2 separate regions of the Homo sapiens genome follow, and region 1 is linked to region 2. The links are chromatin contacts, found by Hi-C or POLR2A ChIA-PET in ENCODE. All regions are on one chromosome and are shown on one strand. Each heading gives the region's core, a stretch centred on a gene start or an enhancer-like site at or near the end of the contact. The rest is flanking DNA. Distances are from core to core; before and after follow the strand shown. Region 1 holds the start of LINC01973 (long intergenic non-protein coding RNA 1973). Region 2 overlaps CYTH1 (cytohesin 1).

Region 1 (6,501 bases), core at 3,613-6,112, 870 kb after region 2:
CTTCCTTCCTTCTTTCCTTCCTTCCTCTCTCCCTCCCTCCCTCCCTTCCTTCCTTCCTCCCTTCCTTCTCTCTCTCTTTCTTTTCTTTCTCTCTCTCTTTCTGTCTCTCTCCTTCCTTCCTTCCTTCCTTCCTTCCTTCCTTCCTTCCTTCCTTCCTTCCCTTCTTTCTTTCCTCCCTCCCTCCCTCCTTCCCTCCCTCCCTCCCTTTCTCTCTCTCTCTCTCTCTTTCTTTCCTGTCTCCAATCATCCACCCACCCACCTATCCATCCACCCACCCGCCCATCCATCCATCCACCCACTCACCCATCCATCCATCCACCTACCCACCCACCCATCCATTCATCCACCCACCCATCCATTCATCCATTCTTTCACCTAGTCATCCACCGATTCAACCACCCATCCACCCATCCAGTTATCTACCCACCCACCCATTCACCACCCACCCACCCACCCATCCATCCACCCATCCATCCAATCATCCACCCATCCATCCAACCACCTATCCACCCACCCTTTCACCCATCCACCCATCTATCTATCTATCCATCCATCCTCCATCCATCCATCCATTCATTTAACAAAAGAGACAATCTCCTGTCCCCTTTGGGAACACTGCCAAGTTTTCTCTGCCTTGCAGCTGGGTCGAGTTGACATTTGGCAGAAGGAGGTGGGTGGTACATTTTGCATCAGGGCCTAGGCCTGCCTCAGACACAGGTGTTCAGCTCCATGCCAGGACTAATGCTGGGCATGGAAAGCTGGAGAGGTGGCTTTGTGCCCAGGGCCGGTTGTAGCATCTTGGCATGTTTCTGTTCCCAAAGTCCCCAGTGGGCACAGGGACATTCAGCCATCTTCAGAGATAGCTACCATTTAAAGCAACAAGGAGATAGGACAACCATCACTTTCCCTGACTCCAGTGAGACCTGGAGGCTGTCCTGCAAGTGAGATGCCACCTTAAGCTCTTCATGAGCAGAGTTGCCCATAGCCCTTAGCTCACTGCAGGAAGCAACCAATGTGGCCCCCACATTAGTAGCCCTCAGAGCCAGACCAAGTTCAAAATTTGGTTAACAAACCTGTAGGCTTCTTCTTGTTTTCAAATGTCACAGAAAATCTTTTTGTGCTATTGTAGGAATGGAATCTCTCCTTCCTTCAGCCTCATCTGAGTTGAGGTGGGGAGAGTTGGACACAAAGTTCAAGGGGAGAGAACACTCAAAACAGCCCCCAGAAAGCCAAGGCAGGGGTTGGCACACCAAAATGACACAGAGACAGCTCCATGCCCTAATGGGTCGATCCCATCCTTCAATAACAGTGGGTGGCTGGGATCTTCTGCATTTCACGGGAGGCTCAGGGAGATGAAGCAACTTGCCTGAGGTGTCACAGGTGTAGGAAGGAGAGTAGGGGCAGATGGGGCCCAACTCCAGGTTTGCCTGGATGCAGAGCCACGCGTTCCCCCCGCCTCCTCCTTGATGGGTTCTCTCTGCACGCTTCAGGGTGCCCCCATGCTCTGCTCGGCCCCTGCAGCAGGAGGGCACAGAGCTCACTGCTGGCTGGTCTCCATGGCAACAGCTGACGAGTCTGCATCAGATGATGGCAGAGCTGCCTTGGAGCGCGAGCTTGGCTGTGACGGCAGGGACTTGGGAGGAGAGGAGCTGGAGGAGTGGGGGATGGGGCATGAGCTGGGGTGCCGGATGGGCTGCTCTCCCAGCAGCCATTTGGAAGATGCTTCCAGTCAAGTCTCAATCTCAGTCGGTCACTGGTCCATGTATATTTCATGGACATCTACCCTGTGCTGGGCACTGGGCAGACAACAGTCTACTGGACCCAGTCTCACTCTCAAGGGGACTGTAGTCCAAGAGAGAGGCAGGTAGATTATCAGGTAATTCCAGCTCACCACGATTGATGGGAAGGTAGGGAAAGTTTGGGATACATGCAAGGCCGTAGGAGAGGCACCCCACCGGGGCTTGGGGGCAGGAAAGTTTTCCAGGAGAGAGGGATATCTACGTGGCTTTCTGGCGGGGGGGGGGGGGTCGGGGAGAGAGAGAGAGGGAGAGAGGGAGAGAGAGAGAGATGAATGAGATCTGCCAGGAGTCCTCAGTGCCTGGAGCTCCAAGGGAGGAAGGCTAGGGAGGGAAGCCATGCTTGTCCTGGGGCCGAGATGAGGAGGAAGGGGAGGGTCTGCTCCAGGCCAGCCCTGGACAAGGGGATAAATTTTGTCTTCACCAGACACTGAATTGGTCATCCTCACCTCCCACCTTACAGATGAAGAAACTGAGGCTCAAAGAGCCACAGCGGGACGGAGGAGGTGGACCCGGCTCTGATGCAGGTGGCTGGTTCGATGGCAGACTCCCCTGTGCCGAGACTCCCAGACCAAATCCGGAGGTCCTGGAGTAGAGTGGGTGGGTCCGCCAGGGCATGGCCAGGCTGCCTGTCTCTGGAGACTCCCCCAAGGAAGTTTCTTGACCTTGAGGATGATAACGCAGGGCAGGCTCTTGAGGGCTGTGCAGGGACTCCCTGGAGAGCCCTGGGAAAAGCAGGTCCCCGCCTGCCTGGGCCTCTGCCTCTGCTGCAGGGGCCAGCACAGGTGTCAGGTCCCCACACATTTCATGTCCAGGCCATTTTCCCACTCTAGGGCCAAGGCTGGGCACTTCCCAGTCAGTGGCACAGCTGGTACTGTGGGGTCTCTCGCTCTGCAAAGGTTGGTTTCAATCCCAAGTGTCACTGCTGGAAACACTGGCCACCCCGGGACATGTGGTCTTGCCAGTCCTTCTGCAGGGCTCTGTTTCTTAGGTCCCAATCATCTGCAGGGAGCACTAGTCCGAGATCTTCCAAGATGCTGGGCAGGAACAAGCCTGCTATGCTCATTCCCAAAGGACTCCACATCTAGATAAATGAAGGCCTGGAAGGCTCTTTGGCTCTACACTAGCAAAACAGCTTACGTCACCCTGCCTAAAGAGACAGTCAGGAAATCCCCTTGTTCCTGGGCGAGGAGAAGCTGGCCCACACGGAGTGACGGCATTGAGCAGATACTACCCTTGGCTCGCTCATGGATGGGGCGGGGCCTGCTGACCTTGACAGCAATCAGGGGAGGGGGTTTGGAGGGAAGGGGTTAGCTGGTGAAGGTGAGGGAAAGGACTGGAGTTAGGACAGGGTGCAGCGACCACATCCTGTGACGAGGAGGCATCTGTGACCTGTGTGATCTGCCAGGCAGGCAGCACAAGTCATTGTACTGCTACTATGCCCGCTACTGAGACAGGAACAAAGAGAGGCTGTTTCTGCCTCTTGGTGCTCTCCATTGGACATGTCTGCTGGGCAGTGCTGGCTTTTACCATAGGTATTTTTCTGCTCTTCCTTCCCTCCTCCTCTCCCTCTCTCTTTTCCAGGGCACTCACACACACACACTTGCACACATGTGCACAGTTGCACACACATGCATTGAACACATGTGCACATATATGCGTTTGCATCCACTTGCACACCCACACACCTGTGCACTAGCACCCATTTGCACGCATGTCCACACACTTGCACACATGTGCATTTGCAGAAATGCACCCTTGCACTTGTGTGACACACCTGCACACTTGCATACACCCATTTGCATACAGGCACAGACACACTCGCATACATTTGCACACACAGCCACAAACTTGCACAAGCAGCACTTGTACACTGACACATATCCGTTTGTGCCTATACAGTGCACACTTACACATTTGCACACAGCTGTGCTTGCTCACACATTTGCACACACCCACCTACACACTTGCACACATACTACACACTTGAGCGTGCAGCACACATACCTATGTGCATACATGCACATTTGCACATGCACACAGCAGTGGCACACACTTCTCTATCACTCTCCCTAGTCACTGTTCTCCCCTGTGATTCCCACCCCTCTGACCGCCCCTGCTCACTTGCTGCCCCCTCCACTGGAAGGGGCCTGGCCTGGTGCCCTGTCTCTGTCTGTCTCCACCGTGCAGGGAGGTTTCACAAGGACTGGCTGATGTCTCGCCTCGAGCTGGCCTGGCCGCAGCTGCTGCTGAGCGGAAGTCTCTGAGGGGCGAGGCTGAGAGGAAACCACACTCTCACTGGGGTTCCCGCAGCTCTGGCCTCTGGGGAGGGGTGTGGAGATGTGTGGGCGTGAGATGGCTTTGAGGGAGGGACAGCATGAAGCTTTTCGCTGGGTCTGTCTTTTCAGTCTCCAGGACAAAACTAGGCCACTGTGCTCCAGGAGAAGGGAAAACCCACGTCCCCCCAGGCTGGGCCCACCGGCAAATCGGGCTCCCAGGCCCTTCTCAGCCCATGCTTCTGTCTCTGCCTTGTCAGGCTTATTCTTTGGGGCTTTGAAGCAGCCTTTGGTGGGCAAACGGCATCTCAGGGAACCCTGGCCTGTCTCCTCCAGAGCTTGTGCCTTGGCCCTGGGCAGGGGCCACCATGGGCTGTTGATGTAAATGGCATCCCCAGAGTTGTGCAGTGTGGGGGCAACCCTGAGGTATCAGCCCAGCCCCCTGTCTGCAGCTTTTGCTACCCAGCCCAGCTCCAGCTCTGTCTTTGTCACTGGGGGTGGTGGGGGAGGCTGGAGCTCAGGGACGGGGCACTCCTGGCAGATTCTCCCTGCCCCAGGTGGAAGGGGAGGGGGGAAGTACCCATCCTCCATCCTCCTATCCTGCCAGCGGGGTGGGCGCTACTATGCTGGGGAGGGTCTGGCTGAATAATGATGCTGAGCTCGGGACACCAGCCTTCTCCGTGCACCTACTGTGTGCCAAGTACCATCCCAAGAGCATTATGGGTGGTAACTTATACAATGACTCAGAGAGGCACCGCTATAATCACCCCCAGTTTCTGTCTGGTTCCAGTCCTGGCCACACAGCTAATAAGCAGCAAATGGATTTGATCTGATTTTATCTGAACCCAGGCAGGCTGGCCCAGAGCCCACTGTCTAATCATTGGGCCGTCCAGCCTGTCAAGACTCCAGGCTCGCTGGCGTCGTACCCCTCTGTCATTTCCCAGGGAAACAAGCTCTAGCAGCACCTGCCCTGTGGGTACTTTGGCCCTGCCTCCCTGCCTCCCTGCCTCCCTGCCTCCCTGCCTCTCATGATAGGAGCCAAAGAATGGTCTCCTTTGCAGGAAAGGAGCTCGACGGGGGTCTTCTCTTGCAGGCTCTGTCTTGCATGTGGGTCCTGAGCTTTCTCATTGAGTAAGGGGAGGGGGCAGCTGGTTCAGTCCAGCGCAGAGTGGATGGAGGCCAGTTGAGGCTTTCTTGAAACCCTAAGCCCAGCTGGGATCCTCGGGGAAGGATCCTTCGCTGGGATCTGACTGGCTCTTCCAGAGGTCAGTGGGGCATGTGGCTGGAGCCCAAGTAGGAGGGAGGAAGAAATGGTGGTCTGAGTCCTGGGGTGACCAGGCCCTGAACCTGCCCTGCTGGGACCCCATTCCCTGACTCTAGGCCCCCTTTCCCCACCACACAGGACACCAGGCTCTTGCCTTAAGACAGGAAAGGAAATGCCTTATGGTGAACAATTCTCCAGGTCCCTATTGTGGCTCCAACAGATGCCAGAGGGACATGGCAGGTGACCCTGGTCTCCTACGACCCTGACTTTACTTGCTGTCATGAGGCCAATCTCTTACCTTGACCCACCTCCTGCCTCTGCTTTCAGAAGGGCAGAAGAGCGGGCCTCCTCTAGCTTCCCAGCCGCCTCCCGCCTCCTGCCGCCCGGCAGCGCTGGGCCCCCCAGCAGCGAGGTTCAGGAGGGGAAGAACCTCTCGCAGGTGAACAAATTGCTGCACATCAGACACATTCTTTTCAAGCCTCATTTTCTCTCCTTTTCATGCTAACTTTCCCACTATTAAAGAGCATTTTTAAAAAGAAGATGAAAAAAGGCAGAGAGAAAAGAAGGATGAAAGTGTGAGCGGGTATCCGGAAGTCCTTTTCAATTGCCTGCTGCTGTGCAGGGTCTGAACTAAGAGCAAGAAATTGGAGGATGCTGGAGGGGCGAGGTTTCGTTTCAGTCCTGCCTATTGGGCCAAGTCTGGGGCGGGGAAGGAGAGGTGATGGAGGTGGGCCTGGCTGGGCCCTGCGGCCCTGGAGGCTGCCCCTCTGCCTGCCACCCAGCCCCTGGCCTGTGCCTGGCACAGGAAGCCCGTCAATAATTTCTTGTTGAATGAATGAAAGAAAAGAAATCAGTGGATGGAGAAGGGCTGGATTCTTTTGTGGGGACCTTCCACGCCACCTTCTCTGTGGGGCTCTAGGGCTGAGAAAGAAAGGACAGATTTGGCAAAGGTCAGGCAGGGGCTGGGAAAGCATTAGGTGGACCAGGCATGCTACAGCAAGGCCACGCCTGCACTGTTGTCCCACTGGTGACACCCATGGGTGCAGCCATGGCGGGTGGGCGCAGTTTCACATGGGATTGGGGGTGAGCCTGGGTTGGGTGGGCGACCCCCACCCCTTCCCTACCCCTCTCCCCACCAGCAGGTACTACTGGGTCTGCGTGAAGA
Region 2 (6,199 bases), core at 1,966-4,465:
TATGGAGAAAATATAGTATGTTAGCGAAGCTTTGCTCAGGAATGAGTTACAGTGCTGTTGGCCATGAGTTCAATGTTAATGAATCAACAGTTGGCTGGGCATGGTGGCTCACATCTGTAATCCCAGCACTGTGGGAGGCTGAGGCAGGTGGATTGCTTGAGCCCAGGGGTTTGAGACCAGCCTGGGCAACACGACGAAACCCTGTGTCTACTAAAAATAGAGCCCATGTCCCCCCGCCATGCGCCCATGGTTCCAGCTATTCAGGTGGCTAAGGTGGGAGGATTGCTTGAGTCTGGGAGGTAGAGGTTGCAGTGAGCCAGGATGTCACCACTGGACTCCAGCCTGGGTGACAGAGTGAGACCCTGTCTTAAACAAAACAAAACACAACAATATATATTAAATAAGCCATCTTTAAACAGAAACCCATATAAACAAGGTTATGTATTGTTCAGTTGACAAAAGTGTGACCAGAGGTCTGTAGGAACCTAACCTGTATTTCCCCTAGGAGCAACGGTTTAGTCTTTTCCAATTCAGTGTTAGCAATGACTATTTTTGTTTTTTTTTTTTTTGAGATGGAGTCTCGCTCTCTCGCCCAGTCTGGAGCGCATTGGTGTGATCTCGGCTCACTGCAACCTCCACCTCCCGGGTTCAAGCAATACTCCCTGCCTGTAGCTGTAGCTGGGATTACAGGCGCCCACCACCTCACCCATCTAATTTTTGTATTTTTCATAGAGATGGGGTTTCACCATGCTGGCCAGGCTGGTCTCGAACTCTGACCTCGTGATCCACCCGCCTAGGCCTCCCAAAGTGCTGGGATTACAGGCATGAGCCACTGTGCCCGGCAACAGCAACAACTTTTTAAACAATAACTACTTTGAATAGCAAGAATCAGCTATAGCTTAGCCCTCTTCCTACCCCTAAACTTCAGGCTGTGACATCCCAGTGCCACATTTGACATCTCCTGGGGGATACCTACAGGGTCTCTCACAGTTGGCATGGCCACAGCAGAGCCCCTGGTGCTGTGTCCCTCTTTATTCACCCCACCTGAGAAATAGCATATCCGCTCACATAGGTGTTCCCATCAAATGTTTTGAATGTTTTGATATCAGCCTTCCCTTTCTCTTGTTCTGCCTATCCAGTTCATTAGTAGTATGGTTTATTCTACTTCCAAAACGCATCTTGAAGTAATCTGTTTTTCTGCATCTCTGCTGCTGATGTGCTAGTGGAGGCCACTGAATTACTTGCCTGGATGCCACATGAGCTTCCCGTAGCTGATGCCACTCTGTGCACCCATATCTCATGTTCCCTTCCTTCTGGGCACGTGGAGAAGCATATTCTCACCCCCTGGCCATTGATTTGCTATCCTTTTCAGACCCAGAGGGAGCAGGCTAAGAAATATTTTGTGGAATAAGTATGTGGTATTATTTTAGGAGCACTTGGTATTTCTTTGGGTAATAGTAGTTTCTGCAATTTGAGGACTGCTTCTAAACCTGTTAGGAATATTTTTTGAACTGTAAGGGAATTTTTTTTTTAGGGCAGAGAAACATCTGAACAATGTATTAAGTAAAAGCTTGGAGAAAATCTTGGGAAAAAAACACTTCAAAAATAGATTGTTTTAGAGTTCTTTTTTTCTGAAACCACCTGCCTTCTAAAGCAAGATAATTAGATTTTAAACAATGGTTTCTGCTTAGTTAGGTTTTTTTTTATTTTTTTATTTTTATTTGTTATTATTATTTTTTTGAGACAGGGATCTCAATTTGTCACCCAGGCTGGAATATAATGGCATGATCATAGCTTACTGCAGCCTTGACCTGTGGGCTCAAGCAATCCTCCCACCTCAATCTCCTGAGTAGCTGGGACCACAGGCACACCCACCAAACTTGGCTAATTTTTAAATTTTTTTTTGTAGGGGGGATGGAGTCTCAATCTGTCACCCAGACTGGGGTGCAATGGCACAATCTCTGCTCACTGCAACCTCTGACTCCTGGGTTCAAGCAATTCTCCTGTCTCAGCCTCCCGAGTAGCTGGGATTACAGGTGCCTACCACCATGCCTGGCTAATTTTTATATTTTTAGTGGAGACGGGGTTTCGCCATGTTGACCAGGCTGGTCTTGAACTCCTGACCACAGGTGATCTGCCTGCCTTCGCCTCCCAAAGTGCTGGCTGGTCTCAGACTTTTGGGCTCAAGTGATCCTCCCACCTTGGCCTCCCAAAGTGCTGGGATTACAGGTCTGAGCCACTATGCCTGGCCTAGTTTGTTTTTAAATCAATAACAGGTATCAAGAAGTTTGGACTGGCTGACCTTGGTGGTCTTACTGCTGCCACCTTTGCTCTGCCTCACACAGTATGTGGGTGTGTTGGGCCCTTCTCGCAAGCTCCTCTGTCATGTGATGGTTCCGTCTTCAGGGCTGTGGCAGGACCGCGCTGGTTCAGTTTGCTCTGTGTCAGCTGAGTAAAGGATGGGTGGAGTACACCAATTTTGTAACTTGTAACATTTGGTCTTGTGGTTTTGCAAGGAAGGGGTGATATATAATTAGTAAGGCAGGAGAGCAAAGGAAACAGGAAGGGGATCTGCAGTGCTCCTGTATCAAAGTAGATCTCCAAAGCAACAAGGGACAAAAGCAAGCACACTCCTCCCGCCCACCCGTTTTTACTTACTCTTATTTGATCAGAGAACTTTGCTTTCATAAACATCCTTGAATTAAGGCTGGAATTTTTTGGTAAAAATTCCTAACTGAATTTGGTTTAGAAGTATACAGAAAACCCAATGAATTAATTGAATAATCTCCCTTACCCCCTTCTTCAGACAATTCTCCTGTATTCTCTCAAGTAATAAAAGTACTAGAAAGATCAATTGTATTTATCATTAAATGGCTGGTGCTTATAATTTATTCCTTGAATCCAGTTAAACAGTGAGCTTTCCTGATAACCTAGGCATTGTTGTCCCCTACAGTAACCTGGGCCTGTTGGATGTGTAAACATTTTCCTTTGACCCAGGACTGTGTTGAAACTATTTGTTAATCACACAGCAGGATGATCAATACTTACACCAGCTGACGGGACACCTGGCATGACTACTCAGTGATCCAGTAAAACCACGCCAAGCTGGTTCCATAGAGTTTTCATTTTTGATGATAGGACTCGTAGCTCTCAGAATCAGAGAATGTTTAGAGGTGAAACTTACCACAAATGTGGGTCAGCATCTTTAGTTTGTTTCCGGTGTGTGGGGTGCAGTGGCGGACAGTGAGAGAGCCATGTGATGGGAGGAGGCTGCAGAGCTGGACTTTGAATAATGGGTAGGGTTCAGAAAAGTAGAAAATATTGTGAAATTTATTTTATTTTGTTTTTTTGAATGAAGCAACAAAAACAGAGATTTATTGAAAATGAAAGTACACTCCACAGTGTGAGAGTGGACCCGAGCATAGGGGCTCAAGGGCCAAAAATACTGTGAAATTTATTTTAATCAAAGTGGAACATAGATATAGTTTTAAAGATCCTATACAACACAAAATTTTACGTGCTTATAGCAGCAGTTTTCATAAGAACCCCAAAGTGGAAACAACCAGATGCCATCAGCTCATGAGTGGGTAAAGAAGATGAAGTCTGTCCCTACAAGGGAAGATTCTTTAGTCATAAAAAGGAATGAAGTTCTGACACATGCTGCAACATGGCTGAACATAGAAAACATTGTGCCAGGTGAAAGAAACCAGTCACACAAGGCCATGTATTAGGCAAATCTGTAGAGGCAGAAAGTAGATTAGTGGTTGTCAGGGGTTTGGGGATGCGGGAATGGGGGTGACTCCTATGGGGTATGGGGTTTTCTTTTGGGGATGATGAAAATGTTCTAGAATTAGATAGTGGTGGTGGTTGCATAACTTTGTGAACATGCTAAAATCACTGAATAGTATTCTCTAAAAATGTCCTGCCTCTCCCAGACAGTGCCTCCTCCCCGCAGATGTTGACCTCTAGATCCTTCAAGATTGGGACCGCAGTGCAGTATTTGAGTCTCCCCAGATCTCTTCCTAAATACCAGAGAATGCTGCTGAGAGTGTGCATTTTCTTAAAAGTCACTCCCCTCGTTAGTATACCTGTGCCACTATCTTCCCACCCCTCCCAGGGACTTTTTCTATTCTTACTCTACGAGCCTGGCATACTCTGGGCCTTCAGAGCCTGATCCTTAGCATGCCATGTAGTTTTTTCTTTTTTTTTTTTTTTTTTTTTTTTTGGCGCTGCCATTACCTGTGTCCTCCAATGAACTCTTGTGTTTTGAAGAGGGAGATACTTTGTTTTCTTGACCTTTGTAGGTCTAGCTCTTGGCTAACATAGTGCTTGGCACAGTTCAACAGACATCATTTAGAATGAACACATGGTAAAGAGTCAAATCTTTTTTTAATAAATCAGTGTACACTTTTATTATTATTATTTTTGAGACAGAGTCTGACTCTGTCACGAAGACTGGAGTGCAGTGGGGTGATGACAGCTCACTGCAGCCTTGACCTCCTGAGCCCAGATGGTCATCACCTGCCTCGCCCTCTGAAGTAGCTGAGACTACAGGCACGCACCACCACAGCCAGCTAATTTTTTAGTTTTCTGTAGAGACGGAGTCTGTTTATGTTGTCTAGGCTAGTCTTGAACTCCTGGGCTCAAGTGATCCTCTCACCTCGGCCTTCCAAAGTGCTGAGATTATAGGCACGAGCCATCACACCTGGCCTTTCAAATTATTACTCTGATGAGTAAATCAATATGTGAAGAGCAGCTAGAAAATGGGAGAGTCGGCATTCTAAAAGTGTTAGGCTCTTTCAGATGGAAAGTAAGAGAATCTCAGGTTACCATGTAGTGATACTTTTACCCTAGGAAGACAGAGGAAGTAGGAAACTCGGTCGCCGCACTGTCACTGTGGGTCTTGGAGCTCGGGTCTCCTTGTGGGAAAGTGGCCTTTGTAATAAAATCTTGCAGGTGTTGCGTAATTTCATTAGTCTACATGGTGAGGAATAGAGGAGGTTCAGAGAAGAATATACATGTATTTTGTATACCTCAGAATTTTAGAAAAGAGAATCCTGAATATTTTTTTGGAGGAGTTGAGGAAGAAGTAACTGAGGTTTAAATTTTATCTTTGCAGTGATGCCTGTTCTGACCGTCTTATTTAAAACTTAACAATACCTGACCCCACCCCCTGCCACATACTTCTCTTTTCCCCATAGCACCCATCACTTTCTAGCATGTTACTTATTATTTATTGTGTATATAGTTTTTTGCCTATGTCTGCCTGTATAGTAGAAGCCTATTATCACTATCCCTCAAATTAGCCAGTGTGTGTGGACAAAGGGCAAACCAATGTTGATATTAACAAAGCCCTTTCAGGAAATCAGTACTGGTGAATATACACATAGGAACTGGCACATGCGCTGGGTAGAACATGAATTGCCTCTCCTCTCCCTATATATGTTCAAAAGGTAATGAAATTTTTTTTTCTTTTTTTTGAGACAGAGTCTCGCTCTGTTGGCAGGCTGGAGTGCAGTAGCACAATGTCGGCTCACTGCAACCTCTGCCTCCTGGATTGAAGCAATTCTCTTGCCTCAGCCTCCCGAGTAGCTGGGACTACAAGTGTGTGCCACCATGCCTGGCTAATTTTTGTATTTTCAGTAGAGACGGGGTTTCACCATGTTGGCCAAGATGGTCTAGATCTCTTGACCTTGTGATCCACCCGCCTCGGCCTCCCAAAGCGCCGGGATTACAGGGGTGAGCCACTGCGCCCAGCCAGGTAATGGAATTTTTTGGTGCAATTTCTATGTCAATCTTTTAACAATCTTTTCATGTAGCCAGCAGAGGGCAGCACAGATGGAATTTATGACATTCAGTATTTTTGACTTTATTTTAAAGGGCGTTTAAAACTACTGTAGCAACCACTTCTAGGAGTAGTGTGAAGTTTATTTCAATTTCAGGTTTCTTCTTATTCTTTCTCGCTTGTAAATTGTGCTGTTTCTGCTTTGTCTTTATGGAGGAGGTTATTTCTGTTTACCTTATCATCATGAATATGTCAAATTAATACTTTCCAAAGTCTTTTTGACATGTTTCCAGATGCCTCCGAGGGCTGTGGTGAGGTTGGCGATGGTGGGTCCTGAAGGGGCACTGTTCTTTTGCCTCCAGAAAGTAGCAATTACTTGAACCAGAGTTCTTCGAGGTCTTCCCAATGCTCCCA

What was found. Hi-C counts contacts between places; a loop is a spot of excess contacts on that map. ChIA-PET counts read pairs that join two places held with the same protein, here RNA polymerase II (POLR2A). Pooled maps may share reads with other maps.
Region 1: a pooled map shows a loop between it and region 2 (4-fold over the local background). The contact joins two enhancer-like sites. A Hi-C loop is called at or near these places in 1 of 50 pooled maps. POLR2A ChIA-PET finds 5 or more read pairs at or near these places in 3 of 52 experiments (GM12878, OCI-LY7 and activated B cell).

The regions. Positions count from the first base shown.
Region 1 is chr17:77,879,297-77,885,797 of GRCh38, reverse strand. LINC01973 (long intergenic non-protein coding RNA 1973) reads left to right here and starts at 1,711. Exons shown (of 2, transcript NR_028337.1): 1 at 1,711-1,876; 2 at 2,260-6,501. RefSeq lists an enhancer at 2,874-3,233. Within about 2 kb of position 4,862, at least 3 of the 41 ENCODE cell types and tissues checked have a DNase peak (open chromatin) inside an H3K27ac peak, as active enhancers do.
Region 2 is chr17:78,745,172-78,751,370 of GRCh38, reverse strand. All of the region lies in intron 1 of CYTH1 (cytohesin 1), which reads left to right. Among named protein-coding and RNA genes, the nearest start is that of CYTH1, 34 kb to the left of the region's middle. RefSeq lists enhancers at 2,268-2,337, 2,398-2,457. Within about 2 kb of position 3,215, at least 29 of the 41 ENCODE cell types and tissues checked have a DNase peak (open chromatin) inside an H3K27ac peak, as active enhancers do.